Regions from separate parts of the Homo sapiens genome. Here region 1 is linked to region 2. Evidence: read pairs that join two places in POLR2A ChIA-PET (ENCODE). Cell type or tissue: PC-9. All regions are shown on one strand. Each heading gives the region's core, and the rest is flanking DNA. Links, peaks and the distances in the headings are about the cores only. Region 1 holds the start of LOC105377853 (a long non-coding RNA gene). Region 2 has its middle 8.6 kb from the start of MIR30C2.

The links. Peaks named below come from ENCODE experiments on the same cell type or tissue, not always from the same donor. Only the 100,000 strongest peaks of a DNase experiment are listed, where the experiment ranks them.
Region 1: POLR2A ChIA-PET joins it to region 2 with 11 read pairs; 2 of 35 experiments call an interaction of 5 or more read pairs at or near these places.

Annotation. Positions count from the first base shown.
Region 1 is chr6:71,460,460-71,476,195 of GRCh38, reverse strand. LOC105377853 (a long non-coding RNA gene) reads right to left here and starts at 6,458. Exons shown (of 4, transcript XR_942683.3): 1 at 6,297-6,458; 2 at 528-649; 3 at 305-396. In PC-9, for the core only: no CTCF peak of the experiment used is centred there; a DNase peak (open chromatin) is centred at 6,955.
Region 2 is chr6:71,377,785-71,393,520 of GRCh38, reverse strand. No RefSeq gene overlaps it. Among named protein-coding and RNA genes, the nearest start is that of MIR30C2, 8.6 kb to the right of the region's middle. In PC-9, for the core only: CTCF peaks have their summits at 9,250 and 9,450 (motif pointing left); DNase peaks (open chromatin) are centred at 5,240, 7,170 and 9,380; H3K4me3 peaks cover 672 bases; H3K27ac peaks cover 4,310 bases.

The DNA of each region.
Region 1 (15,736 bases), core at 3,068-11,067, 84 kb before region 2:
CATGTAGTGGTTCTATCAGTAACAGCTGGAGTCAATCTCTCTGTGCAGCATATTTTTAAGAGGTGAGTTGTTTGATACCTGCTCCCCATTATCCAACATCTTCAGGAAAGGCTGAAGCAGCCTTGCAGTTTTTCTGGCACGGTTTTACCCCTATTAAAAAGGCTATTGTTGAACTGTTCAAATTGGGATGCTTTGATTGTTAGCACGTTCAGTACTCTGTGATTACCGTAATTACAGACCTGTGAAGGTCAAACTGACAAAACTGAATATAAACTGGAACTGAATATAAACTGGGACAACTCACTGCATTAGTTCTTTTTGCACTCTTCGGTTGTTGTTGTTGTTGTTTTTCCCTGTTGCTGTTGTTGTTGTTGTAAGAGTTGCCAAGTGTTAAATCTATAATAGAAAATAAAAATGAAAGTCATCAATTTTACAGTTTGGCTTTGGCTACGTAGAGTCAATATTCAAGGAACTAAAAGGAATGCTCCGTTGTACTTTCAGGTCCAGTTATACTTTTGGGTCATTACCTTCCTCCATAGTCATGGTCTTGAGTTCATGTGATGTATCCAGTTATGTTTTTAAAGTGGGTCATGAGTCTTCAATGTTTTGCAGATTTTTTCCTTATTTTTCTCTTTGCAGGAACATGACGCTAAATACAAAATACATTTTTTGTTTGTATATGTATAGAGGAATATGTAGCAGAAATAGTTCTCATGTAAGGGGAACCCACACAATTATACAAAAATAAATGAAACGGTCTCCCTATAATTGCATGGCCAAAGACCAGAATAAAATTACTTCTCAGGTACACTAAATACAAACTAGTCTTTATTTTCCTTTGTCCTCATTGATGGCTTCAGACAATAGTTTTAAGTAATAATTAAGTAAAAATAGAGGCTATTATCTTGTATGCCATGTGGAGGCATGAAAAAAGGTAGAAAACAAAATAAATATAAATTCTTTCTACACAACAGAGAATACTGCTTGCATAGTGCCAGGAAAAAGTTTGGGGTCAGGACAAAAGCTATGTCTAAATGAAGCCAAAATAGAAAAGCCGGATGGAAATTAATCAATTCACAAAATCCAGATGTTTCATCTACTGAGATCCAGCCATCTGAATTTTGGCTGCCTGAAATGTTCATGTTTCCTCCAGATGTTTGCTTTCAGGTAGACATAATCATAATGTCCCATGCTTAATTTCATTATAATTTATCATATTGTTCAAAATGTTAAGTGTTCTCTAGCTAATGACAAGAATAAGGATAAAAGACACTATTTTTCATGTTTTAGTAGAAATGGCATGGTTAAAGGATGATTGTTTAAAGGATAAAATAATGACTCTTATAAAGTATAAAATGAACATGTGTCACAAACTTTATTTCACTCATCAATTAATAAGGAAAATGTTACAACTGGTTCAAAGAAGAATCCCAAGGAGATATATATATATATATATATATATATATATATATATATATATATCCATTCATACAAATATATATACAGTAAGGAACTTTGAAGTGAAATAACAAACAGATGCAAAGTGGGTCTGTTCATAGGGCAATAGACTACTGCATTTTAGCAGATATAATTAATTTTTATTTCTATGGACAAGAGTCATATGCATTTTTACCAGTTTTCTACAACTTTCTGAGTTGTAAAGTAGTCCAAAGACAGTGGAAGGCAGAGATAACCCAGAAGAATGCACTAAATAGAACACTTGCTAATCTTTTTTATTCCTATTTCAAAGTCTTTAAACTTTTTTCGTTAAATATTTTGTTTACTAAACTAAAATTATTTATGTATGCAAACATTTCTGAATTTCCTTGGTACTTTCAGTTAGCATCACATAATTTGCCACTTGCTTGCACACTCCTAATTCTATTCTTGATTACTGCATATATCTTGCCTCACACACTACGTTGCAATTCCTCATTTTAAAATTGCCTCCTATTCACTCCATTGGTGAGGAAAGGATTTCTCTGTAGTGTTATGGGAATGGCCAAATACATGATACTTCACACTAGACAAGAGAGATCAACAGCAGTGTATTAGTCATATGTACTCACAGACCACGGGAGAGGGACACCATGCCAACAGGGTCACATGGAGCCTGTGCTCAGGAACAGAGTGGATGACAAGGATTGTGGGAGGCAGGCTTTGTACTGTCAAGAGGATGAGGTGCCCCCTGACTCCCATGAGAGTATATGAGTGATTTGTTTGAACAATTCCACAACTGGAACCCACTAGTCAGAAATAAGCAGGAAATGCATCCAGACTGTTTGATAAGGAGGGTTGTTTGACTAGGGGGACGATATCCACAGGAACAAGAGTGGGAACAATGCTTAGACCCTTTGAGATCCCACCAATTTTACCAGAGGTCAAGGCAGCACATAATATTGAGCCCCAATTTTAAGCCTTGCACCACAATTCTTGAGAGCAGCAACTAAACTTATCCAATGAATTAACAATTCGTTGAGCTCCTATGATGTGCCAGATACTGTTCCAGGCTCTGGGCATGCAGCAGTGGGAACAAATGTTAAAAGATCTTTGTCCTACATTCTAGGGAGAGTCAATAAACGAAAGAGAAAAAATACTTAGTATGATAGATAGTGATAAGGGCAATGAAGAAATTTGAAGCAGAGGATGAAGAAAGAAGTGCAGAATAATGGGGGTGGGGTGCTATGTTGAAATTTTAAATACCGTGTGGGGGAGCCTTTACTAAGATGACATTTGAGGTAGGACCCAAAGAGGTAAGCCATGAGGATATCAGGGAAAAGAGCTTGGAGATGGAAAGACCAGCATCGTAGCCCTCCACAGCAGAAGAATGTTCTCATGTTCGAGGAAAGTAAGGGGTTCAGTATGGCCAAAATGCCCTAAGCTAGAGGAAAAGCAGAAAGAAATGGGGTCACATTGAGATACAGGGGTTAGAGCACAAATTGTGCAGTGCCCCTTAGCATTTGATTTTTACTGAAAGATGGGAACCCAGAAAAGGGATGTGGGTAAAAGAATGGCCTGCTATTTGACCAACTTTTCTTTTCATCTCTCGAAGAGCCTAGCAAAGTACTGAGCACATAAAGGCTGCTGAATATATTGTGACTGGTTAATTGCAAAGGGAGCAACACCTTTCTTCACTGCTTTCCACAACTTTTTACCTTAATCACAATTAGATGCAGGTTTATTTCTACCTAAAAATATACTTACTGCAGAGATATGGACACTAAGAAAGTTCAGTTTATACATAGTCAAGGTGTGAGCCAAAACCCATTTCTTTACTGATGAGACCTGGATCTCTCATTAAAATATCACAGGTATAATAGAAACTAGCACACTTACATACAGTGAAGGATACAGCCCATGCAAATTCTAGAATTTTCTACAGACCTCTACCATAGGACAAGGGACATTTGAAATTTAATATATTAGACACATTTCACCTAGCTTTTATTCTTCATAATTTTTTTAATTTTTAATTTTAATTTTTATAAGTTCATAGTAGGCGTATACATTTATGGGGTACATGAGATGTTTTGATACAGACTTGCAATGCATAATAATTATCACATCCTTCATAAATTTTATTTACATAGTGGAAATATGTTTCAAGCTGTGGAGCATTTATAAATTTATACTGGGATAGCATCTTAAAAATTTTCCCTTCTATGAATAAGTTCACATGGAAAAACAGTATATGTTATAAATTCTGAAATCAGCAACTTGACTCTATATTGTGCAGTTTGACAGACAGGACTCATAATTTAGTTCAGTCATGGCTTTTCTGAGTAAATATAGATCTATCACTGACATAATTAGCCAATCTTCATTTTCTCCCACCTTGGTCATAGATTTGATTTTTTATCATTAGCATTTAGAGAGAGTAGCATGTATAATACAATAAAGAGTGGGATATGGGACGGAAAAATAGGAGGAATCCCTTCACCTGCTGCAGGAATGTGTCATTCTGAACCCTAAAGCTGATTCTATTTGGTTTTAACAAGGTATCATCTCCAAATCCTATCATGTTATATTATGTTAGAAACATTAAGTTACAATGGGAGAGTCCCAGTAAGTGGAGAAAGTTGAAGGTTGTCCGATAAAATTAGGCAAGGGTTCACATGCATGCTTTGTCACACACTTCACTTGCAGACACATCTGAAAATGCACCCCCAACACCCCTAACATTGTCTTCCTGGAAAGCACCATTTATTAACAGGACTCAAACATGAACTACTCAATAAAGATCTTTCTTCCTCTGTTCCTCCCTCCCAGAACTGACAATGCATTCATTGTACCCTATAAACAATTTCGTTACTGATAATATGTACCTCTAAGTCTGTTTCTCCTATTGGACTGGAAGCAATTTAAAGATAGTGATTCACTTTTATTATCTTTTTATCCTGAACTCCCAGCACAATGCCTGGCACATGTAGGACTGAAGAAATATTGTTAATTATTTAATTTTATCACACTCACTAGATCCAACATGATAACATGAGAGAAGGAAATTCTACTTCAGCTCCATAATTTGAGAAAGGTCATTCTTCTTTCTTAGAGGCAGCACCATTACATAACAGAGTCACCACTAGTGGCAGTAGAGTTTGGTGTATAAGAAGAAATGGGCTGGGCACAGTGGTTCATGCCTGTAATGCCAGCACTTTGGGAGGCTGAGGCAGGCAGATCACTTGATGTCAGGAGTTCAAGACCAGCCTGGCCTACATGGCAAAACCCTGTCACTACTAAAAATACAAAACTTAGTCAGGCGTGGTGGTATGCGCCTGTAATCATGGCTGTTCAGGTGACTGAGGCAGGAGAATCATTTGAACCTGAGAGGCAGAGGGTGCAGTGAACTGAGATCGCGCCACTGCACTCCAGCCTGGGAGACAGAGTGAGACTCCATCTCAAAAAATAAAAATGAAGAAGAAGAAAGGGATCACTAGCCTTTAAATAATTCTGTTTCAGCATTATGATATAAGTTTTTTATTTAATGAAGTTATTTTCATCTTCTCTTCAGCAGTAGCATCACTTAAAAACCCATTACGTATAAGAGGTGGTGTCCTTGAAACTGGATCTAAAGATTTCCCAACTTTCTGAGACTCTAAGGGTTGAGCTGAAATTTGTCTTTTGTGCAGAGTCTTGCTTTGTGAGAAAGAGACCATTCTGTAGGGCCTTTTTAAGTCATGCATGTGTAATGAATTTACTTAGTCCTTGAGAAAGTTCTGACTGGTGAAACATTCAAATGCCATCCTTTTGAATGGAATTTATACATTCTGTGTTCTGGTTTTGTTTTGTTTTGTTTTTCAAGCAATGGTTGGCTTCTTGGAGGACAGAATGACACTTCTAGGACCATTATAATATCCAATAATGTTTCCTCTTATAGGCCCAGATATAGGGAGTTGGGGCTCTATATTTTAGGAGGAGAGAATCTAAGAAAGAAACTATGGACCATGGTTGGGCGCCACACTACGGCAACTGTCAGGGACAAGAAGGAGAGACCAAAGGGGTCCTTTGAAAAATAATATAGACTCTGACAGTGATAGGTTAAACTCTTTTTCCCAACTCAGAAACAGAAAGCCAAATACTGCATGTTCTAACTTCTAAGTGGGAGTTAAATACTGTGTACACGTGGACATAGAGTGTGGAATGATAGGCATGGGAGACTAGGAAGGGTGGGGAGGGTGAAAGGGGGGGTGGGTGATGAGAAATTATTTAATGGATACAAGGCACACTATTCTGGTGGTGGATACACTAAAAGCACTGAGTTCACCACTACACAATATAGTAAGGTAACAAAATCGCACGTGCACCCCTTAAATTTATACAAACTTTTTAAAAGTGGTGTTCCCTTCTGTATTATAAATCCCCTATCATATCTTGCAAGTCTTCATTTACTTTGTCAAACACGATATCTTTGTGTTTGGGAACTAAAGGAATAGTGGCTGCAGCTTAGAAAAGCGTAATGAGATAATTGGTGGGGTGTGGCCTTAGAGTGGTGGTCCCTGGTAGCAAGTGACAAGTGGAAGCCAGAGAAGCTTTATGCAGCATTTAGACACTCACTAGGGATTCCCAGAAATGTTGGGGAACAGCCCTAGAATTCCTACAGTCAGGCAGGTTGGGAACTCAGCTGGCTGTTACTATCAAAAGAAAGGGGAGCCTTGGAAACCAGAGAAATGAGAAGCACTTGGGTGACAACAGATGGCTTTTTTCAAAAGAAAGTTAAGGTAAGACTAAAATAAGTATACATTACACTATGTCTCTCCTAAGGAGCAACAAAGTTCAAGTGCATGTTCTTGGGTTACCTTTCTGTCTTTACTCCTGAGGACTAAGAGACCCCAGAGACTGGCAGATGCCTCCAGAAAGATGAACATCTAGTCAGAAGAGAAGGCAAATGAGGAGGGAGGAGGACATGGCAGCACAGAAGGAGGAACACAGGGAGAAACTGGAGAGGTACCCTGAGTGGTGAGAGAATGCTTCAGGGCTCTCTTAGCGGATTGGACTAAGAACAGAGGTGATAATTATTCTAAGGAACAGGTAGCAGGGCACAGGCTCCGACCAATCAGGACAGCTGAACCAGCCAATCAGAATGGACAGGGTACAGGCACTGACCAATCAGGACAGCCAAACCAGTCAATCATAATGGACAGGGCCACGAGCAGCCAGTAAGGCTGAAGGTTCACAGGGAGTCCCACAGACACGAGGGGTCTCCAGTCCTCCCTACATGTATATGTCAATCACTCTAATCAGATGGACCACTCACTAGTGAAAAGCACCCTGCCTTCTGAGAGTGGATTTGTGCATCATCACTGGTAAGGAATTTTACCATTTTGGTCAGTCTCTTTCCCCCCGTGCCTCTTTTTCCTCCCCCCTTCTCTACTGGGCTCATTTATGAGCTATTTTTTCTCTCTTCCTACTTTTCCAGTGTGTTCTGCAGCATGCACTCAGCTCTTTGGAATTCTGTGGGTGGCAAGGGTTTTCTCCTCCATTTCATGTGCTCAGTGATGTGGAAAGAGAAGTATGAACTCTGACACTTTCCTTTTGCGAACATTTTGATGAAAGGACAAGTGATAGTCACAAATTTCAAAACATGTGGCAGGGGAGATGTAGAAGACACCTCATTTGTTACCAGCAGCAGCTTCTTTCTCAGATCATCCCAAAACGCTGGCATGTGCCCAACAGCTTAATTTGGAGAGAATCCTATTTTATTCAAGCCTCAGATAGAATAGGCTATGAATGGTTCATTGGATAAATACTCATTCTCTCCCTCCTCTAAGCCCTAGGTCTGTCCCTCTTGCACCCTCGTCATCTTTGCTATTTCTCTTTCATTAAATTCCTTTGAAGTTGTGGATTATTTTTGCTGTCTTTGAACATTCCTTCTGGCTAGTGGATTTCAGAAGTGCAAGTGCTTTAAACTTTTCTCTCCCCTTTTGAATTAATACTGTACTCCACATTTTTTTCTTTCCATTTTTGGTGGACCAACTACTGTGTTGTTTTATATTGCATTTTCATTTCAGAACTATTTGAAAATGGAACTCATGCCATGCACGTGAATATTTTGCTGCCTCTTAGCTGATTTAATCAGCATGGATACCATTATTCATGCAATTGCATGAATAATTTATCTCACTGTTGTAAAAGTTTAATAAAAGTTTTCTTGTCTTTATCAAATTCCATGTTACTCTTTGTTCATTTTATAGCAGCAACATAATCAGAATATAAAGCAGCTCATATCAAAAAGCAATGAATGGCATAGACTTTATTAGAGCTCTTGTGTTATTTTGTATTGCCATTTTACCTATGATTGAATAAGATTTTATATATGAAGAAAATGAGATAGATCTATTGAGCTCAGCATGACCAGCATTAACCAATCCATTCCACTTTTGATTAGAAAAATTTGGAGTCACATTATTACAACTAAGATGCCCAGCCTTATTTGTACTATCCAACAGAACATGTGTTTCTTGTTCATGCACATGTGTGTATATATATATGGGACTCTTCTACCCACTGTGTAATACTATTTTATGACTAACTCTTTAATCCAGAATAATTGGTATTTCTTGCATAAAGAAAGGCACCAGAACAAATATTATTTGTTCACAGTTGATTTTTCTGTTATAGCCACAAATTAGCCACTTTCAATCAGTGAAATTACTCTACAGATTAAAAGTATTTTGATAACATTTACATGTTTTCCTTTAATGTGAGAGCAGCAAACCTTATAAACAAGAACCATCGACACAATAGAGGATTAAGTATCTATACACAAGAGCAATACATGGTAGCTTAAAGTAATGGCACCTCTTCTGTGGAATATTCATTGATCTTTGGAAGAAATAGTAGCAATTTTACAAAAGAAAATAAAATTACTAAATATATTGTGCCTGCTCTCTCTTGCATGCACTCTCTCTCTTAAACATCATGCCTTATTTTGGTCTTTCTATAGTCATAGAGATTTAGGAAATGGTAGAAGTTCTAGAAGAGAGACAGAAAAAGGACTGAAGGCATAAATATTTGTGTGTATATAAAATATTATATATAATACATACCAATATATAATAAATTAAAAGGTTACTAAGTATGAAGCTATATAAAAAGATTATTTGCATGTATTTATGAAGAAGGGTGTTTCAGTTGTAATTTTTTAAAAATTTGCTTCAGAACAAATCAAAAGTAATGGATTTTACTTGAATTAAAAGATTTAAGATCTGGAAGAGGCATCAGTCATATTCATATTGCTTAGTTATGGTAACGCCTAAAACAATTATTTGAATGTTTCCTGAAATTAATTTTTTTTTTTTAAACGGAGTCTCGCTCCATCACCCAGGCTTGAGTGCAGTGACACGATCTCGGCTCACTGCACGCTCCACTGCCCAGGTTCACGCCATTCTCCTGCTTCAGGCTCCCAAGTAGCTGGGACTACAGGCACCCGCCACCACACCCGGCTAATTTTGTTTTTGTATTTTTAGTAGAGACAGGGTTTCACCATGTTAGCCAGGATGGTCTCAATCTCCTGACCTCATGATCCGCCTGCCTCAGACTCCCAAAGTGCTGGGATTACAGGCATGAGCCACCGTGCCTGGCCAAAAATTTTTATAATTCAATTTATGTGATTGTGATTAAGTTCCACATCTTTATTAACACATGATGAATAACATCAATATTTGGCATTGTTTACAAACATCAAAAATAACCCTGAAAAATTAAAGGAAGAAAGTAATGTATTATAAAGATATGAGAGCTTCTGGTTAGGATGCATAAAGTCAAGAGACCACTGCTCTCACCCTAACAAAGTAACAAAGGAAACAAGCCAGAGAAGTTATAAAGGTATGATTTTTTTTTTTTGCATTAGATTGCTAAAGACAAAAACAAAATCTAAATAAATTAAATTCCAGAAAGAGAAAAGCCCTTTCTATGAAAGAAGAACCCAAAATCTGTGGATATGTAAGGAGAAAGAGCAAACCCGCTATAGACAGAGGTAAGGAGAAGCTGGCCAAAATTTTAATAAAGATTTAATAGCTGTGTGTGGCTAGCCTGATGTATGAGATTCCAAGGAGGTCTGTGAGAGTGCACTTACACACCCAGCTGCCAGTCTTATTTCACAATGCCTTCACTGAACACATGCAGTAGCTTGCAGAAGAATAGGAGCACAGGAAGAGGGCAGAGAGAGCTTCCTGCACCTCAGGCCCTTAATGAGTGCACAACAGTGCTTCTCCAATGCCTGGGAACAAGGAAAGAAGGTAGAAAGATGTTTCCTCTAAAGTGGATCAATTACACAGAAACCAAAAGCTGGAGGCACAATAGTTGAACTGAGAAATATCAGCCACAAGTCATTCAGAGCCTTACTTGAGTGCAAGATAGTAGCATGCCAAAACCTAAGGGCAAAGCAGCAAAGTATGAAGAGATTTTGTGAGGCTTAGAAAGTCAGAAGCAGAGCTAAAGAGACAAAAGACCACCACAGGAATCCCCAAATGTGGGTAGTATAGTCACTGGGATGTAAAACATAAAGACATTTCCAGAATTATACAGTGCCCAGATAAACTAGTTCCTATGCTGCCTGTAAAACATTTGAAACGTGGTGAATTAACAGATCTAACAAAAGCTACAACAAACCTCAAACCCAGCTCAATTATACATCAGATTGCTTTAGCTTCATCACTTGCAGCCAGTCACAAGAACAGACATTTCTTTTCCCTGAGTAAATAATAGATATGTACTTTTACACACAATTTCTGGCATAAAAAATTGTGTGTTATAAAAACAAGCAGAGTAATATGACCCATAATCAATTCAATAAATAATCAATAGAAGTAGACTCAAATGTGACCACAATATTAGAATTAGCAAATAAAAAATCTGATATAAAAATGTTAAATTTTTTTAAGAAAAACTAATGGAAAACATGGTTCACATGTGGGAACAGATGCCAGATTTCATTTTAGTAGAGTACTGGGAACATAAAAACAAAGAAAAATCCTAGGATTTGGAAACCCAATAACATAAATGAAGAATTTATTTGATTTGTTTTACAGCAGCCTAGAAAAAGCAAAAGAAAGGATAAGTGAATTGGAATTACCTAAACTAAAATGAAAAAAGAAAAAAAAATTAGGAACTGAGAAAAGCAACCAATCCCCAGTCTGTGGCACTGTATCAAATGGTCAACATATGTGTATTGTATTCCTAAAAGTAGAACAGAAATAAAATGGTGCCAAAGAAATAATTTGAAGAGACATTGGCTAAGAAACATCAAAAACTGATGGAAGTTATCAACCCACAGATCCAAAACCAAATATGTAGTGAGCCTCAAACCATATAAATACAAAGTCAAGCCTCAAGAAAACGAAGATAAAAAGAAAATCTTAAAAGCAGCCACCACACACATGCATATGCACACATAACACACACACACACACACACACACACTACATTTAGAAGAAAAAGAAAAAGAAGAATATGACAGACTTCTCAACAGAAACAATGGAAGTTAACTGACAATGGCATGACACCTTTAAAAAGCTGAAAGAAAGAATTACACTATCAATTTACAATTCTGTACCCCATAAAAACATTCTTCCAAAATTAAGGTGAAATAGAGATATTTTAAGATAGATACAACTTGAGAGAATTTGGCTTTAGAAGACATTCACTTAAGGAAATGTTGAAAGAAGTTTTTTGGGTATATCAGACAATATCTAGTGAAACATACGTTACACATCTCAGGTCATATGGTTGTCTGGTGTTTCATATTCAGATGCTCAATTTCTACAAAGTATCTCTAGCAAACCATGAACTATTTTCAAAAGAAAAATAGTATACTGATGAAGAGGTCATTACTTTTCTCCAGCCTTTCTGTTGTGATTTTTTTTTCTATTAGACCTTACCACAAGCTTCATGTCTCATCCTGCTCCTCCATAAAAAATTTTAAGAATTATTCAATCCATTGTAAGAGTTAAATGAGGGAGGTGCTCATAGGAAGCCTGAACTAGCTGAAGCCTCTTTTCCTCCCTCTGGAGCATATTTGTTGTGAAGACACCTCAAACTATATCATAAAAATTATAGTTGAAGCAAATAAAATATGTATGATGAGTTATAGTACTCTCTGAAATAACATAGTAATTCATTTACTAAATATCATGTTCTAGTAATTCATTGCTGACTGTCAAACTACCCCAAAACTTAATGGTTTAAAACAGCAGCAGTCATTTGTTTTACTGACAAATCTGCAATTTACACAGGGCATGACAGGGGAAGTGCATTTGTTTTCCACAGAATGTCAGACAAAGTAGCTTGAGTAGGGCTAAATAATTCACTGTTCAGTCACATAAGTGGCAAGTTGGTGATAGCTGTTGGCTGGGACTTAGCTGAGATGGTTGGTTTGGGACTCCTCAGTTTCTCTCACATGGGCTTCTTGGGCTTCCTGACAGCATGGTTGCTCAGTTTTAAGAGCAAAAATTCCTGTAATACAGCACACAGAACCTGCTAATCTCTTAAAGCATGACCCAAGAAGCTGCCACAGCATCACTTCCACTGTGTTCCATTACTCCAAACAGTCACCAGCCCCTCTTTCTCAAGTCAAGGGACAGGGTAAAGACTCTACCTTTTAATGAGATAAGTGTCACAGAAATCTGTGTTTCTCTTTAATCCATCACACATCCATTATGCCCTTTACATTTTCATAGCCTTTGACAGTCTAAAAAACACTTTCCTACACATTTCTCATTTGGTCTTCATAACTACTATTCACATAAAAAGGGTAGAAATATTTATCCCCAGTTTACATAAAAAACTGAGGTTCAGAGACATTAAGTGACTATCTCAGCTTATTCTATGAAGTAAAAACCCGACCGTAAGTTTTCCAATTCTAAATCTAGATTTATTATTATCTTCATTATAATGTACAAAATAATTTTATTTCAGGCTCAATATGTAGTAGGAAACCTACATGTCTACTTTTTATGAACAATAGATTTGTCATCCAATGACAGAATCATGTCTCTGCAAAATTTGGTAAGAATGCCTCAACCTCATGATTGGAATCAAGGGGTCTAAAGACACCCTTGCCACAAACCATCTCACCCTGTTACATAGAGTTTGGGTATGCTGTTCAACCTGTTACAAATATACCAAATCATCCCCTTTTTCAAGCTAAACCTCTAATTACCTCAGCTGGAGTTTCCGTATCCCTTTTCTGGATTATTTTTCTGCATTACTTATTGCTCTAGCACTCTTAACATTTATCATACACTATCTCATGTAACATATTTGAGTATCTCTTGTCTCCACAATTTAAGATCCTGGAGGCTGTGAGAGAGTGAATCATATTTCTTTTTCTTTGCCTACAGGGCCCAGCATGGTAGTTTATACATGGAAATTGCTCAATAAATATCTGTTTGAAGAAACAGATAAGCAGTTTCAAGAGAGTGTGGTACACATTGTTCAGATTTGTTGAAACTCCTTTATTTTATTAGTTCTAAAATAATCTTTCTCAAGCTTCACTAGGCAAAGCCTGTTCTTGGTCGACTACACAGCATATTCATCCCAATGACAACTTTCAAATTTGGATAGACTTTATTCAAATACCATTTCAGTTTTGAAACTAAGATTAAGTAATAAGCAACCATTGAATAGAAACAGATGACCAAAGAGCCATCTAAAAATGCATCTTTGTTTTGCTTTAATGGAAAGCAAATTAAAATTAGCCTTTCATGACCAAAATAAAGCTCATTTTCAGTTTAAAAAACTTATTGGTTGATTATGTGGAAATAACTTTTATAAATATAAGATAAATTTTCTGATTTCCTCTGACATACAAAAATTAGAGCTATTGAAAACCATGTATTTAAGCTGAAAACATTTTTAAAAATTTTTTTTATTATTATTATACTTTAAGTTTTAGGTACATGTGCACAGCATGCAGGTTTGTTACATATGTATACATGTGCCATGTTGGTGTGCTGCACCCATTAACTCCTCATTTAGCATGAGGTATATCTCCTAATGCTATCCCTCCCCCCTCCCCCCACCCCACAACAGGCCCCGGTGTGTGATGTTCCCCTTCCTGCGTCCATGTGTTCTCATTGTTCACTTCCCACCTATGAGAACGTGCGGTGTTTGGTTTTTTGTCCTCGCCATAGTTTGCTGAGAATGATGGTTTCCAGTTTCATCCATGTCCCTACAAAGGACATGAACTCATCATTTTTATGGCTGCATAGTATTCCATGGTGCATATGTGCCACATTTTCTTAATCCAGTCTATCATTGTTGGACATTTGGGTTGGTTCCAAGTCTTTTAAAAATCTGCTAGGAGAACAGGTGCAGGACGGAAATGTATCATCTAGCATTGCATTAATTAAGGCAACACTAGTTACAGTAACAATACACCACCAGATCTTAGGCAAAACATCAGTTTATTTCTCACTTATCTAACAGTCCAATCTGGATGTTTCTAGTCAGGCACTGATGGAGGGACTCAGTCTCCTTCCACCAGTGGTTCAACCATGACTCTCCAGGTTAATCCAGAAATCAAAAACAGAAACAAAGGAGATTGTATAAGAAAATAAAATTCAGTCTCAAAAAAATGAGTTATTACTCCTTTTGTCCTTTTAAACCATTAAGTAATAAACTAACAGCTGAACATTAACCACTAGAGCTCTAAAATGAAAGATTTCAGATGAAATGAAAAACAATTCATGAATATTGCTGGTAGCTTAGATCATACCTTACTCTCTGTCCATATAATTGTTTTTGCCTCTTTGCCTTGATAAAACGTAAAACTCTACTAACTGATTTTGTTTTTCTTTTGTCTTCTCAGATGCAGAACTATGATTTTCTTTTGAAATCAAGTTTATATTACTTTCTATAAAGATAGTTCTATTCTGCTGAATTAAAGATTTGATTTACTTTAATACTTCTACTTAAATCCTGCAGTTTGCAAAACGTGATGTATCCCCTGTGAAAAGTAACTCTGAATTTACTTCATCATCAGTCACTCAAGTAACTTCATTTAAACTCAATGCTTATGATTTTAATTACCCAGTAAATAGATACTATAAACAGATACCATTATATCATCACATCGACTATGTAATGGAGATTTTCAGTCAAGGTAGTGCCATCAGTTCATGCTTTGATGCATCCCTCTGCTCCAAATGTGTGCCAATAACATGTTGAAATTTTTTTAAAAGAAAGCCAAGCACTAAGTCCAAGATTAAAAAATATGATAAACAATTCTGTGGCTCAGAAACAGCAGAAATAAAAATAGATGAACCAGAATAAGTTACAGATCTGGTAGGGTCCTAGTTTAGAAGCAGGCAACACTGAGCAGGTGCTTGCTCTCCTGGTTCAAAGCAGAGATTTGAACCAGGTATCAATTGAAGTTAGTGGCTATGGTGAGTCTGCCCTCTTCTCTGATCAAAAGCGGCTCAGAACATACTACTGATTATTAACGATGGCTAAGCATTACAGCAAGCTGTGAATATAGAGATGCTGAAGGAGGAAAGAATCTTGTGACTACACAAACAACTCTCCTGGTTTGATGACTGGATTCACAAGAATCCTATAGTCATCAAGAAGGAAAACCTCATCAATCGAAACTGCCATTGTAAGACCAGTTTCTATACTGCAGTGCTGAGACCCAGTGGTGATAACTACAAAACAGCTAGACAGGAGAGAGGAAAGACACTGGAAGAGAGAAAAAGGGAAGAATAACATTTAACAAACAAAACACTTCTCAAAATGAGCCCATATTTCAAAGTTCTAAAACCCACGAGGAAATGCAATTCTAGGGAAGACAGCCCTCCAGATGAAATTAATGTTGTACGACAGTCTGAAAAAGAGTTGTTTTAAAGTATGTTTAAAGTGATCAAAACTTTAAAATGAAAGTCCATAACTCATTTAAAGCAGGGGTGTGCAAATTTTTTTTTTGTAAGGTGCTAGGTGGTAAATACTTTTTGTCTTTGCTGGCCACACAGTCTTTTTTTTACTACTCAACTGTACTATTATAGCAAGAAAGCAGCCATAGACATAAAGATGCTCCTCAATCTATGATGTGGTTATGTCTTGATAAACCCATCATAGGCTGAAAATAGCTTCAGTCAAAAATGGATTTAATACACCTAGCCCACCAAACATGATAGCTTAGCTTATTCTATCATAAACATACTCAGAACACTTAAACATTAGCCTACATTTGGAAATTATCTAACACAAAGCCTATTTTATAATAAAGTGTTAAATATCT
Region 2 (15,736 bases), core at 3,910-11,909:
TCCTTGTCTGTTTGAACAGTGATCCTCCCATTTGGCAGGACTTTGAGAGGAAGTATTTAACAATGGGATTTTATAAAATTTAATGTAGTAAAGACTGTTTTTATATTTGAATGGATCTAAGGAAGTTTTCTTTTTCTCCCTCCGATAAGTGGGGGGTGTTTAAGGGTAATGGTGTCTACGAATTTATTGGGAGGATTTGGCTGTTTTATTGGACCTTGTGGAATAATTTGCTTTCATTTTATCATTTCCATGAAAGGTAGTCCTCAGAAGAAAAAAATGTGGTCTCTTAACTTCATACCAATCTTAAATGTTTTGCTTAAGGGGAATTAGTGAGGAAATAACAGTCTCAGGAAGGTTGAAAACTGTGATTTTACTCAACAAATATTGCTCTTTTAATCTCTCCAGCCATGCCAGAAACTATGAAGTTATTTTCTTTCACACATGCACTGTAAGACCTGGTATTTTAAAAAGCTTTAAATATAAGTAGCTTTATCTTGAAAATAAAAATTGTACATAGTAGGGGAAAAGATGTTCTTATCATCATCCCTTGCTTCCAGCCACATGATGTCTCCAGTGGAGCTGCTGACGACACAAATTTCCCTAAGTCTAGCACACCCAGATAGTGTCAAATGGTTTGTTAGCAGTTACTGCAGAAAGTTAGAGGACATCTGAGGAACAAAGGTAAATCCCTTTTCTCCAAGAACTACTAGGTTTATAGGTCTAGAATGAAAGAAAGGTTTAGGTCTTCATTAGCCAGTGACCCAGGCCATCATAACACAGAGCAAAAGTTACCTCTCTGTGTTTGAAGTGTTTGAGTGTCTGCTGGGAAACATAAGAAGGAAAAAATAATACCACCAGTGTACTTTTATTATATACTTTATTTAGACTTTATTAATTTCTAGTCTTTAAAACAGTAACTTTAAGGAGATTTACTTGGTATAGGATCATCATAACATCATAAATTCTTTCTCTTGGTAGGAGCATTAAGTTACTTGGTCCACATCCTTATCAAACAGTAGCCCCACCAATTGGTCATGCAGAAGATGTTTGGATATTTTCTGAGTCATATCATTACTGACATCATATTTTACGTATATAAAATTCATCCATTCACTTGATATTTTTTGAGCCCTTACCCACATAAATATATGGCAAATAACAATGCAGTCTCTTATTTCAAGGAGTTGATAAGTTACAAGAAGATAAAAATGGAGACAGTGATTGCATGAGAGAACCTGTAGTAGAGGTGCTGTTGAGAGTTTTAGAAGGGGTGGACGGAGAAGGTCTTTTGAGCTTAGTGTGAAAATCAGTTCAAAAAGAAAAATTTGAACATACTGAAACACAGCAGATCCTGGGCAAATGTATCAATGGAGCAGACAACCCAGAAAGCTAAAGAGCTTGTGCAGAGGATGGAAGTGTGGAGAGTGGAGCCCTCAGGAAGAGCTAGTGGAATATGCTGCCCAAGTCAGTGTGAGAAGACAACCATGGAAAGAATCTGTGACTATGGGGGAATAGGACATCTAAAGGTGGGCAGAGGAAGATGCTGCAAAGAGGCATCAAGGAGGGTGGCTCAAAGGAGCCTGCAGAGGAGGAGGAAGAGGAAAATGAGGCTGGAAATGTGAAGGGAGAAAGACCACAGTCTCAACAGCTGTGAAGACCAAGGAATTAGCCTAGAACAGAAGAAGAGGTGTCTTTCCTGTGAAGAAGAAAGGATGGGTGAATGTTAGAATAGATTTCATCTGGGAAGCAGTAATGTAGAGGACAGAATGTACTTCATGAAGTAGGAAGTAAAGTAGGTCACACCTGAAGGGGATGAAAATAAGGATGAGGTGGAGGTTTGGAAAGGCTGCTGCAAGCATTTAGCAAAAACAAAAACACGTCGGCTGTGGAAGAGACTCTGTGCTTCACTGAAGGCCAACTGAGATTAAAGGCCACAAATTTGGGGTGGCACGCATCCACTTGGTGGCATGATTTTTTTTCTAGCGTTACAAGTTCAAACATAGGTACAAATAAGGGAAAATATAGTGCACTGGAGACCCCACCTGAAAAGGAAATGTGCCATTGTTGGGTATCTAGTGTACCATAGCTGTAAAGAATGACATGATGCTGGTATTTTGGTAAAGTATACAAATTATACACATGCCTTATCTAGAAGCAGCAGCAGCTCTTCCCTCCCCCGCTGTCCCCACTACATCCTCCCATCAGCACTCCAAAGTCTTTGGTTGTGCCATGACCTCAGAGTAATCAAAGCCCACAAATCTGGCTTGGCTCTGTAGTTTGTTACAGGATATCTCATCTCTCTGACCTCTTAGGCTCATTTCCTTCTTTTCTTAGGCTTTACAGATTGACCTGTACACTTCAATGCTTAACTATATACAGCAGTGCCTGATTTATTTGACCCCATTCAGGAATGAGCTTATCCCCACAATTAAATTTTTCAGATACATGAATTATATTTCATTTATAACTAAAACGACTAACCAAACCAAAAAGACAATTTCTAAAATGTGTATTTCTATTACTTGGTTTCTCTAAAGAGAGTAATGGACCTTATTTACAGCAGATTATTAATGACTTAAGGCCATGATTCCAAACATCAGTTAATGGGCTACACCTGTGGAGTATAATGAACCCCCTCTGGTTTTTTTTTTTTTTTTTTTTTTTTTTTTTGGTGGTGGGGGTTGGGCTTTGGGAATTCTGAAGGCTCATTGCCTTGATAGTTGAGACTGTCAAATTGTGTCTTTTATTACGTTGTTTTGTAATTGCTAATCTTCCTATGACTAAATAGTACCTTAAAAGCAAGGATTATGCCTGATTCTTCTCTATTCCCCACTTTTCTGTTGGTGCTTAGAACAATGCCAGTAAAAGTTCCGTAAATATTTGGTTGATTTCTAAAGATAGCACAATTCTCTTAACGTTGGCTAAAACCACATTAGCTTTTTTTTGTTTTTTGTTTGTTTGTTTTTTTGGCAGACATCTGTGTTACTCAGGTTGGGCTTAGTGTCAGAACTCTTTTCTTTTTCACATGAATTGCTGTTTTGCCCCAATTGGTGCTTTTTTGGACTGTTACCTGAATTGAAGTAGGTATTTACATTTATCCCTAAGACTTCACAAAAGCTACCACTGTCACTTTTCCCCCCATAGGAAATTTCTTAGAAATGCTGCCTAATTAGGTTAATTTTAGCCCATTGTGCTAATCTGTCACAGGTTTTTTGGGGATCTTGATTCACTATTCCAAAATATGCACTGCCTTCTTTAATGTCAAATTTGGAAAACCTTATTTTCCTCTAGTTTAAGATGGTAATACAAATTAAAATATTGTATAGAAAATGTCCAAGGAAGGTCAGAGCTGTAAAGGCTGAATCTCAACGCTCTCCTCCAGGTTGATAATCTATAGATCATCAGTTTCTTCAGTTCTTTTTTTTTTTTTTTTTTTTTTTTTGAGATGGCGTCTTCCTCTGTCACCCAGTCTGGAGTGCAATGGCACAATCTTGGCTCACTGCAACCTCCACCTCCTGGGTTCAAGCAATTCTCCTGCCTCAGCCTCCCGAGTAGCTGGGGTTACAGATGCGCGCCACCATGCCTGGCTAATTTTTTGTGGTTTTTTTAGTAGAGACGGGGTTTCACCATGCTGGCCAGGCTGATCTCGAACTCCTGATCTCATGATCTGCCCGCCTAGGCCTCCCAAAGTGCTGGGATTACAGGCGTGAGCCACCGCGCCCAGCCCATCAGTTCCTTTAGAGCATATTTGTGCAGCAGTTGTGAAATCTCCCTAACGGTATTCGGATTCAGACTAAATTTCCCCACGTGGACATCTTGAGAGACTTAGTCATATAGACTTTGCCTAATACATTTTCTCTGTCTGCCCATCTAGTGATCAGATAAAAAGGGGAGGAAATAAAAATTAACACTCTTGTTAAATAAATATCTGCGCACCTTCTCTCCAAGCTTCTCAGAAAAGATAACCGATAATTGCTGATCCAAGACAGAGGATTTCAGACATTTGTTTGTTCACTTAATAAATACGTATTAAGTTGTTACTCTGAACCAGACCCTATGCTGAGAGTTTAGGATACAGCTGTGAACTACTTAGATGTAGCCCCAGAAATGGCCGTTACTGCCTGGCTCTCAGAGAGGCTGAAGGGTGTGGTGAGAGTGTAAAGCAGCTAATTGTGAGTAAGTGGTAGACAGACTAGAGCTGGGAAATAGCATTTGCAGAAGTGGAAGCTTTTCAAGTCCCTGAGATTGTAAAATCAAATTCAATGTTGAAGTCTAGATGGATTGGGAAACTAACTAATTGAACTGTGTAACAGATAACCCCTAAGAAACTGAAGTTTGGAGTAGCTTGTTTCCTAAAACATTTAGTACTAATAGACTTTTCAGGCCAGTAATTCAAGCACATACTAGCGAGAGCTTGTTTCACGTAACTGGTTAACATGCTATAAAAATGGCACTGTCATCTGAAGTAAATGTCTTTGAACTTAGAACTGCCATATAAGAATTTGGACTCTTTGCCACAGAGTGAAGAGGAAGCCCAGGAGAACAATGAGTCAGTTTTTTTTTCTTTTTTTCTACATTGCCTACATTTAATATTCTTTTAGAGAGTTTTCAAAGAATTGCTTATGCAACACCTATCCCAGTATTTATACAGAGGGAGAAATTGATCATTTTCAGAAAGTCCTTTATTTAGGTATGTACTACACCTGGGCTGACTCTTATACTGATTTCTAAGTTAATTGTATCCTATGCACAGATCTCAAAAGGACTGTGGGTGAAGAAACAAGATCATCAGCCCAAGACCCCTATTCAACCCTAACTGGGTTCCTTTTCCTATTTTCCAGTGCAGCTTATCCTTGTACCTAAAGTTGAGTAGCCCCACTAGGAAAGATTGGCAGAAAGGAATAGTTAAGCACCCCTTGGAGCTTGCTGCCTGCAGGAGCCTACTTCTAGGTACTCAGCTTCCCTTCCACTCTCTAGGGATCCTGTAGACCACAGTGTTTGTGCTCAACTGCAGAAGCTTCATGTGAGAAAAAAGTTTCCTTTTCTCCACTGACATATTCTTCCACTTTTTCTTTATATAATTTCCTGCTGGTCTCTTTAATCCCCAGGCTTCTTTCAAACTCCTGTTTCTCTATATAGTAGCTTCCTGTACAAATGTATGTCACATTTATATGTGGAAACTTGCCTAAATAAAATTAGGCAGATGTGTGATGCCAGATATACACATATGACTCACCCCGCCCCTCCCCTTGCTTCATTTAGTTTCTGGTCAAATACCACTTTACTAAGAAAGGCCTTACCTGACCACCACCTCCACCTAAAATAGCTCTCCTTCAAATGGATCATTTGGCTTACTGCACTTCCCCTTGCAGCAGTTGTCACCACCTGTGAAATTATATAATATCTTAATTAATTGTATTTGACTCCATGAATGCCAGGATATCAGGGACTCACTGCTGAGTCTCTATAGCCTAGAACAGTGCTGGTACATAGCCCTTAAATTCTTTTACACAAAGAAGAACCTATTAAATTTTGTCAAATAAGAAACTTGAGGTTTATCTTAATGACAGAGTTGCTATTATCACCACCATCTGTTTTAAAGTTGAGTATACTAAAATTCATAGCCTACTCAAGGTCACACAAGTAGTAAGTGGAGCCAAGCTTCAAACATAGATCTCCTGACTCCATTCATATGACCCTATAAACTGTCTCAAAACAAAAAGATAAATTAATATAAATATTTATTGAATATGTCTTTGTAGAGAAAGCATAATAAGCATAAAGGGCAATGCGTTAACCTTTATCACAAGCAACCCTATTGGAATGTGTCAACTTATCAGAATGAATCAGGCCAGAATATCAAGTATAAATGAAGCCTGTAGTTAACTGAAAGTTGCATATCAATCAGGCACTCCAGTTTCTCTCCTCAAACTCTGAATATTCAATGAATAAGATAAAGAAATGGCTAATTTGATTTTACCTTTCATTTTTTTGACCTAATTCTAAGGTGACTACTCACTCCTCAAGATTTAACTAATGTTGCTTTATTTTTATCCCTCTGGGGAGACAGAAGAGATGATTGGGAAACACATGTTTGAAGTTTGTAAGTTCTGCTGCTTTCAACCCCACAGATGTCTCTTACTGCCCACTTGGGCCCTGGTGATTAAGCAACTAGATTTGGAGCCAGTCAGGCTTTTGTTTAGACATTTTAACTTTTTCTTGCTTTCCTTGCAAACTCCTCAGCCTTCAGACTGGTTGGAAAGTAAATGTACAATCTTACATAAATTTTCAGGTAATAGCATTTCAGCTTTTTCCCCAAGATTTTTTGCTTGGGAGGAGACAGATTAGACTGGATTCGGAGTCTTGATTTTGCAAAGGTAACAAAAGACATGTTTTTTTATAAGACTTTTCATCATAAGTTTATTTTATTCAACAGAAGCAAAATCTAATATAATGGAAAAAATAAAGATCTGTGATAAATCTGATCTGTGTGGATAAACACAATTAGAAAGACTTAAAGATTAAGTATTGAAACAAACTACCAAAATATTTTAATACTGATTTGTAAAAATTTCAGTACATTTTTCTTCTTTGCTTAATTCTACTGGGTCCTGTTTTTCATCAAAACATTCTATCATGTTAGTATACAATAGCCAAAAAAAAAAAAAACTGCATAAGGGAACCACCCTCAGTGCTGCTGAAAAGAAATCATTGTCAGAAGTTGTATTAGAATATAAAGAGTCTCTTATTCAGGTTTCCCTGAATATAATCAGCTACCTGAGAAACTTTTACATTTTTGCTCCTGTTTTAAAAGCAAAGTCAGTTATTGTGTGGCAAGCCAACATCTTTGGTTTGATCTACTTAAAAAGAGCATTACATCAATTATCTAAGTCTCATCATTGTGAGACTAGGTGCTTTCCTCTCCTTTGTCGTAAAAATTGTTGAAACATTGGGAAAACCATAATAAAAATTCGCCCACAAAAATGATTCACAATCTTACTATTCAAAGCCAAGTATTTTGGTTTTTACCTGTTACCTCCCAGTACCTGTCCATTTTTGTGCAAATGTAATCATGTGGGTATGCTGAAAGTAGTAGTTTGTGCTTTTTAAAAAAACGTATACTATACATAGACATCATATTAATCACTTAAATGACTGTATTATATCCACATACCACGTTGTATCAAATTACTGTTAAAATTGTTTTCATTTTGATGACTAATACTTCCATATAGCATTTTGGTTTCTATCACTTTATTTCCTTATGATAAATTACCTTAAGCAATGTCACCAAATCAAAAGCAGTGAAGCTAATAAAATTCCATTTACTGCAGCCGTGCCTACACTGTCTATATTATATATTAAATGTTGCTAATGTAGTAGTTGCAAAATGCTAACAAAAAATTCATCGGCTTGAATTTTTAATTACAAAAAAGTAGTTACCTCTATATTTTATTTGAATTTCTTCTTCAGAGATATATCACATAGCCCTGGAAGGGAAGCAGAGATTCTTGATTTCATTTTTGCATATTCAAATGTTGATAGACAAGGATTGATAAAGACATTGCATGATCCCCAGAGAATTAACTTGAAATCCTATATAATTCCCCATGAAGTCATAAGAGGCTGTGGAATAGTCAGATACATCTGAGCCTTGCCTACTTTTAAAATATCAATCAATGTTAATATCAAGCTTTTAGAACCAAAATGTACTTCCTTTCATTTATACTTTCTCTATGTTGTGCATGTTTACATAGATGCTGGAAAAAGTAAATCTGAGTTTAGATCTAACTCTTGGGTGAGTTTGAGCAAGTTTAAGTGTCAGCTTCCTCTTCTGTGTGGAGTTATTTGCAGTGTTAGGATAATTAGCACTTTGCACAGTGCTTGGAACATGGAAAGCACTGAAAAATGTTAGCTATTAATATTATGAAAGCCTGATTAATCATTAATCCAGAACTGTTTTAGCATGTGGTTTATTCAGGTAATTCAATGGAAGAACTATTTTTACATTTTAATTAGTACATTTTCTTTTTCTAACTATTTGGAGAATTTATAATATTCAGTTTTAACAGTAACTGATGGAATTACAGCTGTAAACATGTTGTACCAGCTGTGTTTTCTGAAGCAAATCTAAGTGATAAAAGCATGTTATCATCACCAAGTACATATAATCCTTACCCACATGGAGGAGTGTGCAGTTGGTAGTATAATGTGGTAAACATGATTTTTGCCCATTATGACCTTGTAAACCTATAAGGCAACACAATGACCAAGATAGAGACAGTTGCTGTTTCACAAGTCGACAATGGATAATTGTAGGAGACTCCACTTTTAATGAGAAGCAAACTATCATAATGGAAAATAGCCAGATAGATTAAAGCTTAAGCCATTGAGGTTGAATGGTGTACCTCTTATGGATAGCATATAGTTGTGTCTAGCTTTTATATACAGCTTGGCCCCAACAGGACTTTTCATTAGAGTGTTTAGTCCACTTACATTTACTGTAATTAGTGATCTAGCTGAATTTAGTTCTGCCACTTTACTGTTTGTTTTCTATTTTTCTCATATATTGCTTGTTCCTCAGTCCTTCTTTTCCTGATTTCTTTTACGTTAAATGTTTATTTTACCATTTTAATTCTGTTGTCTTTTTAAAGCTACATTTCTTTGCATTCTTCTTATAATGATTACTATAGGGACTATAATATGTGTATTTAATTTATCACAATGAAAACTATTTGCGAATTAACCTTGGTTTTACATATATAAATCTTGCAACACTAAAGTTCTGCTTACCTCCCGTCTATCCTTTGGTGCTATAGTTGCCATATACATTACATCTATATTTTTTAAAACACAAAATGCAGTGCTACAAGTTTGTCTTTAAGAAACTAAGAACAGTATGAAAAGGATGTTAAAATATCTGGGTAGTTATTAAAATAAATTATCTCTAAAATGAATTTTGTAATCTATTATTATAATTTTACTAGTTAGAATTTTCAATTGTTATTTTTTATATCTTTAAGAGGTGAACCGAGTATAGAGTATAGAACAAGAAAAATGTCAGGCAGTCAGCTGGACTCACTTGTTCCCTGGACGAATCTGTTTCAGTTAAATGACAGATCACCATAATCATATGGACCTTCAGGTTTTCCCACCAAAAGGCCAAACTGAAAATACGAAATTCCTGACCCATAAATATCTTACTGCATTGTAAATCATTTAGCATTCATTAATCACTATTTACAATTTTTTAAAAAAAATAAGGCTTGTGCCTTTTCTCATCTGTTTAGAATATTCAGTTTAGTAACTGTATGGCAACGTAAGTTACTGACAGGGAAAGCCTTGTAAGACAGTACTCATTTACTTAAAATGTGGAGTTTTTGCATTTCTTTACAATTGAATGGAAAAATTACCAGCAGTGCTTTGGGTTATAGTGACACCTGGTGGTACGGTTTGAGGTTTTAAAAAAATTCTTTTTAAATTTGTTACTCTTTTTTTTTTCTAGACCATTTTTTGTAAGGAATCATTTTATCAACTAGGATGACAAGAGGCCTCTCCCATCCTGGTTGCACATCACTTTCTATAACAGAGAGACATGGGCCAGAAGCCCTGATGGAGAAAGCAGCCAATGTCCCTTACATTTCCACCTTTGGCTTGAAAAAAAGATCTGTGCACTAAATACAGGGAAAAAAAAATGAAGTTAGGCTGGAAGAAGAAAGACATTGTTACATGGTAAAATTGGAAAGATTCATACCAACAGTACGGGATAAAGCAGGGGTCCCCAGCCCCTGGGCCACGGAACTGGACTGGTCCAGGGCCTGTTAGGAACTGGACTGCCCAGCAGGAGGTGAGTGGTAGGAAATGAGCATCACAGCCTGAGCTCCGCCTCCTGTCAGATCAGTGGTGGCATTACATTCTCATAGGAGTGCCAACCCTATTGTGAACTGCACATGTGAGGGATCTAGGTTGCCCGCTCCTTAAGAGAATGTAACTAATGCTTGATGATCTGAGGTGGAATAGTTTCATCCTGAAACCATACCCCCACTAAGCCCCCGCATCCATGAAAAAATTGTTTTCCATGAAACTGGTCCCTGCTGCCAAAAAGGCTGGGGACCGGTGGTATAAAGTACGTCTGAGAATGTATACTTACTGAGAATGTACCTTTATACCCTGTAAGATACCATAGTGTTTTATCATTTTATAAAAGCTGAGGCTCAGAGAGGGTTCTAAGAGTACTCAAGGTCACAAAGTTAATCAACTGTCTAGGGAAGCTAGAATTTCAAGTGAACCCTATCTCTAATTTGGCTCAAGAAAGAATTTAAATTTAAATGACCAGATGTAATTTTCAAATTTGTATACATGTTACATGAGTACATTCTCCTTTTAAAATATTGCCAATAAGGTTGAAATCATCTTTGATACCCAAGTTCTAGTCCCATCCCCTCCTCTTTTCTCCAGTGGTGACTCACACTATCGTTTCCAGATATCCCTCCCTGTCACACACGCGTGCACATATACTGTGTTAAATACAGAGATGGGTGGTCGCTTACCTGTGTGTTTGATACATAATAGTATTTGGTCAAAGTAACTTTTATACTGGTAAAACCTCTTCATTGGAACAATAATGCCTCATCAAAATCTGAACTCATACCACTAAGTATTATTATAATAATTTGGTATTCTATAGCAGTAACAGTTATTTCCAAAGACATTCCAATATGCCTGTAGTAAATATTCTAGATTTAATTAAAATATTGGCAGGACTACCGTTTTCCAGATTAAATTAAAAAGCAATTATTAGCATTGCAGATTAAGTTTTTAAATGAATATTTCAATTCAGCGACACTGGCTAGAATATCTTCTGTTTTGTCACAGTGTCACAGATCCCATCACCATCACTGTAAACTAAAATTAGCTAACTTTTAAACATAAGACCCACAATTATTTATTATAGCCCAAAATATCAGAATGTTCTTTAGCTTATAACCTTGCTCATAGAATATACTGGGGAAAGGACTCCAAAAATTGTCTATAAGAAAATCTTGGTTTTTTTTTTTTAAATCACTTTCATTGGAAATCCAACTGTAAACTCATATTGTTAAAAAAGTTCCCATAATGTTAATTTTTTTGGAAATTTGCACACTTAAAAGGAAACTAATATTGATAGGCAGCTGAAAAATATATATATTCACATATATATTTTGAATATATATTCATATATTTTCATATATATGAATGTCATATATTTTCATATATATGAATGTCATATATTTTCATATATATGAATGTCATATATATTTTCATATATATGAATGTCATATATATTTTCATATATATGAATGTCATATATATTTTCATATATATGAATGTCATATATATTTTCATATATATGAATGTCATATATATTTTCATATATATGAATGTCATATATATTTTCATATATATGAATGTCATATATATTTTCATATATATGAATGTCATATATATTTTCATATATATGAATGTCATATATATTTTCATATATATGAATGTCATATATATTTTCATATATATGAATGTCATATATATTTTCATATATATGAATGTCATATATATTTTCATATATATGAATGTCATATATATTTTCATATATATGAATGTCATATATATTTTCATATCTATTTCATATATATATGAAATTCATATCTATTTCATATATATATGAAATTCATATCTATTTCATAAATATATGAAATTCATATCTATTTCATATATATATGAAATTCATATCTATTTCATATATATATGAAATTCATATCTATTTCATAAATATATGAAATTCATATCTATTTCATATATATATGAAATTCATATCTATTTCATATATATATGAAATTCATATCTATTTCATATATATATGAAATTCATATCTATTTTCATATATATTTCATATATATTTTCCATATATATATATATAAATTCATCAGAACAAGGTTGTCTTTTTTTCTTCTGACCACACCAATGTAATGAAACAGTAAGTGTGAAAAAGAAAAAAAAAAATACAGGAATCAAGAGCCCAAAGAATTTTTAAGGAAACCATGATTGAATAGGTTATATCAGACTGACTGGTCTCCTAACTTTGATTCTGCCCACACCATTCAATAGAAAGAGGACATGGAATTCCAGCTATTCCCTCCACTATAGAATTTACTACATTTTAAATTTAAACAGGTTAATTTAAGCTACAGTAATAATTTGAGACAGAATCTCATCAAGCACAGATTCAAAGTACCACACTTTGAGGTCAGAGTGGAGAGAGCTTTTCCCTTGGGATGAACATGAGAAGGTTAATTAAAGAGGAAGTGGACTTTCTCAGAGCAAAGGGTATTTTCATAAAACCATGGAATCTTTGAGTTGGCTAAATCTCCATAAATTTTATGAACATATTGTGTTCTTTTATCTACTGTAAAGTCACATTACTGTTGATTTTCCATATATTTTAACTGTAGTGAGTTATTCTATGCTGTAATTTTCCTTTAGGATCCAGGGTAAATAAAAGCAAACTAGTATAAGAACCTTTATAAGTTACTGTAAGTGAAGGAGGCTTAAAATAGGGTGTGTACTGTTACATTTTCATTATGATTTTCTCATAGTTTTTCCTTGGAAATTTCCATGTATTCCTTAAGGATGTGTTTGTCACATATGGGAGATTTGGATCTTGCTTTCAACTAGGGAATGATAATTTTCCATTAAATATCCATCCCATATACTAGGCAAGGTGAAAGCTGAATGGAAGATGAAATGGCAAATGTTAGACTAGGCAAGGGAAGGGAGCAGGTGGCAAAGTCGCTTGTGGAGATATGCCCAAAGAATATGATGCAAAGAAGCATCCTCACCAGGGAATTTTCCTTCCATCTCTAAAATCCACCAATGTAGGAGACCTGGAGCCTGACTTTAAGAATTAGTAAAGCCTTGGCAGGGTGCAGTGGCTCACACCTGTAATCCCAGCACTTTGGGAGGCCGAGGAGGGTGGATCACAAGGTCAGGAGATCAAGACCATCCTGGCTAACACGGTGAAACCCTGTCTCTACTAAAAATACAAAAAATTAGTCGGGCGTGTTGGCAGGCGTCTGTAGTCCCAGCTACTCGGGAGGCTGAGGCAGGAGAATGGCGTGAACCCGGGAGGCGGAGCTTGCAGTGAGCCGAGATTGCCCCACTGCACTCCAGCCTGGGCGACAGAGCGAGATTCCATCTCGAACAAAAAAAAAAAAGGAGTAAAGCCCATTACTGGGCAGGGCATGAGCTGTAGAACATCCTTGTATACAAGATACATTAAGCTTTAAATCTGGGAACAGTGTTTTTTCTCCAGTGAATCATTCATGGCTGTAAAGCTGCTACATTTTAATTTTAAAAATGTAAGTTTTTAAATTAAAAACTTTACATACTGTAAAGTTGCTACATTTTAATTTAAAAAATGAACATTGGGAGTTGGGAAAAGCCACTGTGTATCCTGAAAGTTGATGTGTAATACTGCAGAATATTTTTAAATCAATGGATAAGGTTTTTTGATACAGAATGTGACAGATTTGATCAAATATAATCTACATTTGAAATAAATGTATTTTCATTCAGAACTAAAAATGACCAAAGGCTAGTTTATTGGAGATTAGTTTTATGTGACTAAAATGCCTATTACATCAGAAGCCCTACTGAAGCAAAAGAGAGTGGCTTTCACGTTACAAAAGGAACTTTTCAGACTTGACTTTAAGAAGTTAAAATCATTTCATGTAGCTAAAATTATTTTAGTGACTATTTAATAAGGTGTGGTTCTTTCCATGTAGAACATTTTAAGCTCTTACATAATTATTCAGTATTGATACCCACATTTTATGACCATTTTCTTTCATTCTTGTCTATTTTTAAACTGTTTACATAGATTTCTTCTCTGCATTTACTGTGTATCCTGGTTTTTCTTCACTTGAAATCCATCATGAAAATAAAATTTTAAAATAAGGCTGCCTTCATAAAAGGTTAACTTTCCAGGAGTTAATGCCATCATTTAAGGAGAGATTGCTTTCTCTTCTTAGCTATGAGTTCCTTAGAAAAGTAAAACAGCCTAACCTTGAATTTTGGGGGAATAAAAACAAAGTTTTAGAAACTGGTAAATATTTTTTATTTAGAGATTTTTAAAACCTGAATAATCATCTTAACATTGTTAACCCATTGTCAGGTGGTAGATGGCATCATTCATTCATTCATTCATTCATTCATCAAACCTTCACTGAGAACCTCCTTTAGTACCAGACAAACCCTGGATACATGTTGTGAATTTCTTCTGATGAAATGAAGTTAAGTTAAACGAAACATGGTGTTTCTTCCCTAGTAGAGAGATGGATAGGTAAACAAATAATTGTAATAAAGTATCAGTTCTGTGATCTAGGCATATGCAATTATGTGACCTAGGCACAGTATAATGGTGGTAAAAGGAAAAATGAACAATTCCTCCTCAGGTTGGGGGAGGGGTGTGGGTGTTAGGGATGACGCTGACCAGAGAGGATTCACAAGAGAGAATACTTGATTTGGGATTTGAAGACTGTATGGGCACTTGCCAGGTAGAAGAGTAAGCAGAAGTGCAGAAACAGAATAAAGAACAGGTTTGTGTGATTTAGTTCTTCAAGTGTTTTCACCCTTTCAGTTGTGACAGAATTCAGTATTCAATGAGCATGGGGTCATAACTTTGCAGCCCAGCCCATTCAAGTTATCATTCTTAGGGCTCTTTCCTTCTCCACTTCTCTTCCTATTCTTTCCCTCCTGCATGAAAGGCCTTATGAAGCCCAAGCCAGGCTTGTGAATTACCCATGACTTCTCCATCTCCACAGTGCCTCTCCCCTCAGCTACTCACTCACTGAATTCTGCTGTTCTTCTTGTCTTTATAATTTCTCATATTCATTTTCTCTGTGTTCTTACTGCCTCTTCCCTAATTAAGGCTCCCATGCTCTCCCTTACACTACTGCAGTGATTCTTTTCCTGTTTTCCTTACCTGCCACCTTAAAGCTAGAGTAAATTCTCTAAAGTACTGACATGGTCATCCCACTTGCCTGCTTACTATCTTTCACTCGTACCCATCGTTTGGAGATAATGCCCAAACCCTTTAACCTGGCACATAAGGACTCCCATCTTTCCCTTGTGTCTCTCCCCTTACCCTTCACCCACATGCATCTTTGACTCCACCTCTGCTGAATTCTTAAAGGCCTCAGCATACATTACCTTTGTCTTTCTTTCTCTATTGGATGACTGTTCTTTCTGGTACACTTTAAGCTACACTATCTTCTTCACTGCCCACCCCTTCCAAATTCCCATTAGCACCATCTTCACCTAGCTAATTTTATTCAGGCTTCAAGACTCAGCCTGGCTATTAGCCAACTCAGAAGTGTCTTTTGACCCATCATAACACTTATAGTAATGGTGTATGTGTCTGTCTTGCAAATTAAGCTGTGTCCTTCTCGAAGGTAGGGATGATACCCTTCATTTCTCATCACCTAGAATTTAAAACATTGCTGATATATGGCAGGCAGTCACAATTGTTTGTTGAATGAATGAATGAATGAATGAAATGAGTAAGATCCTGTAACAGTTTGGAATTATATGCCACCTGGGTTTACAGTGTAGTCTCTTATCAGGTAGGTTTGTTCTGAGATGTATAGTAATGATGACTTTCTTCTTCGCCCAAGTATTTTGTGTACCTTAGACCAGTTTA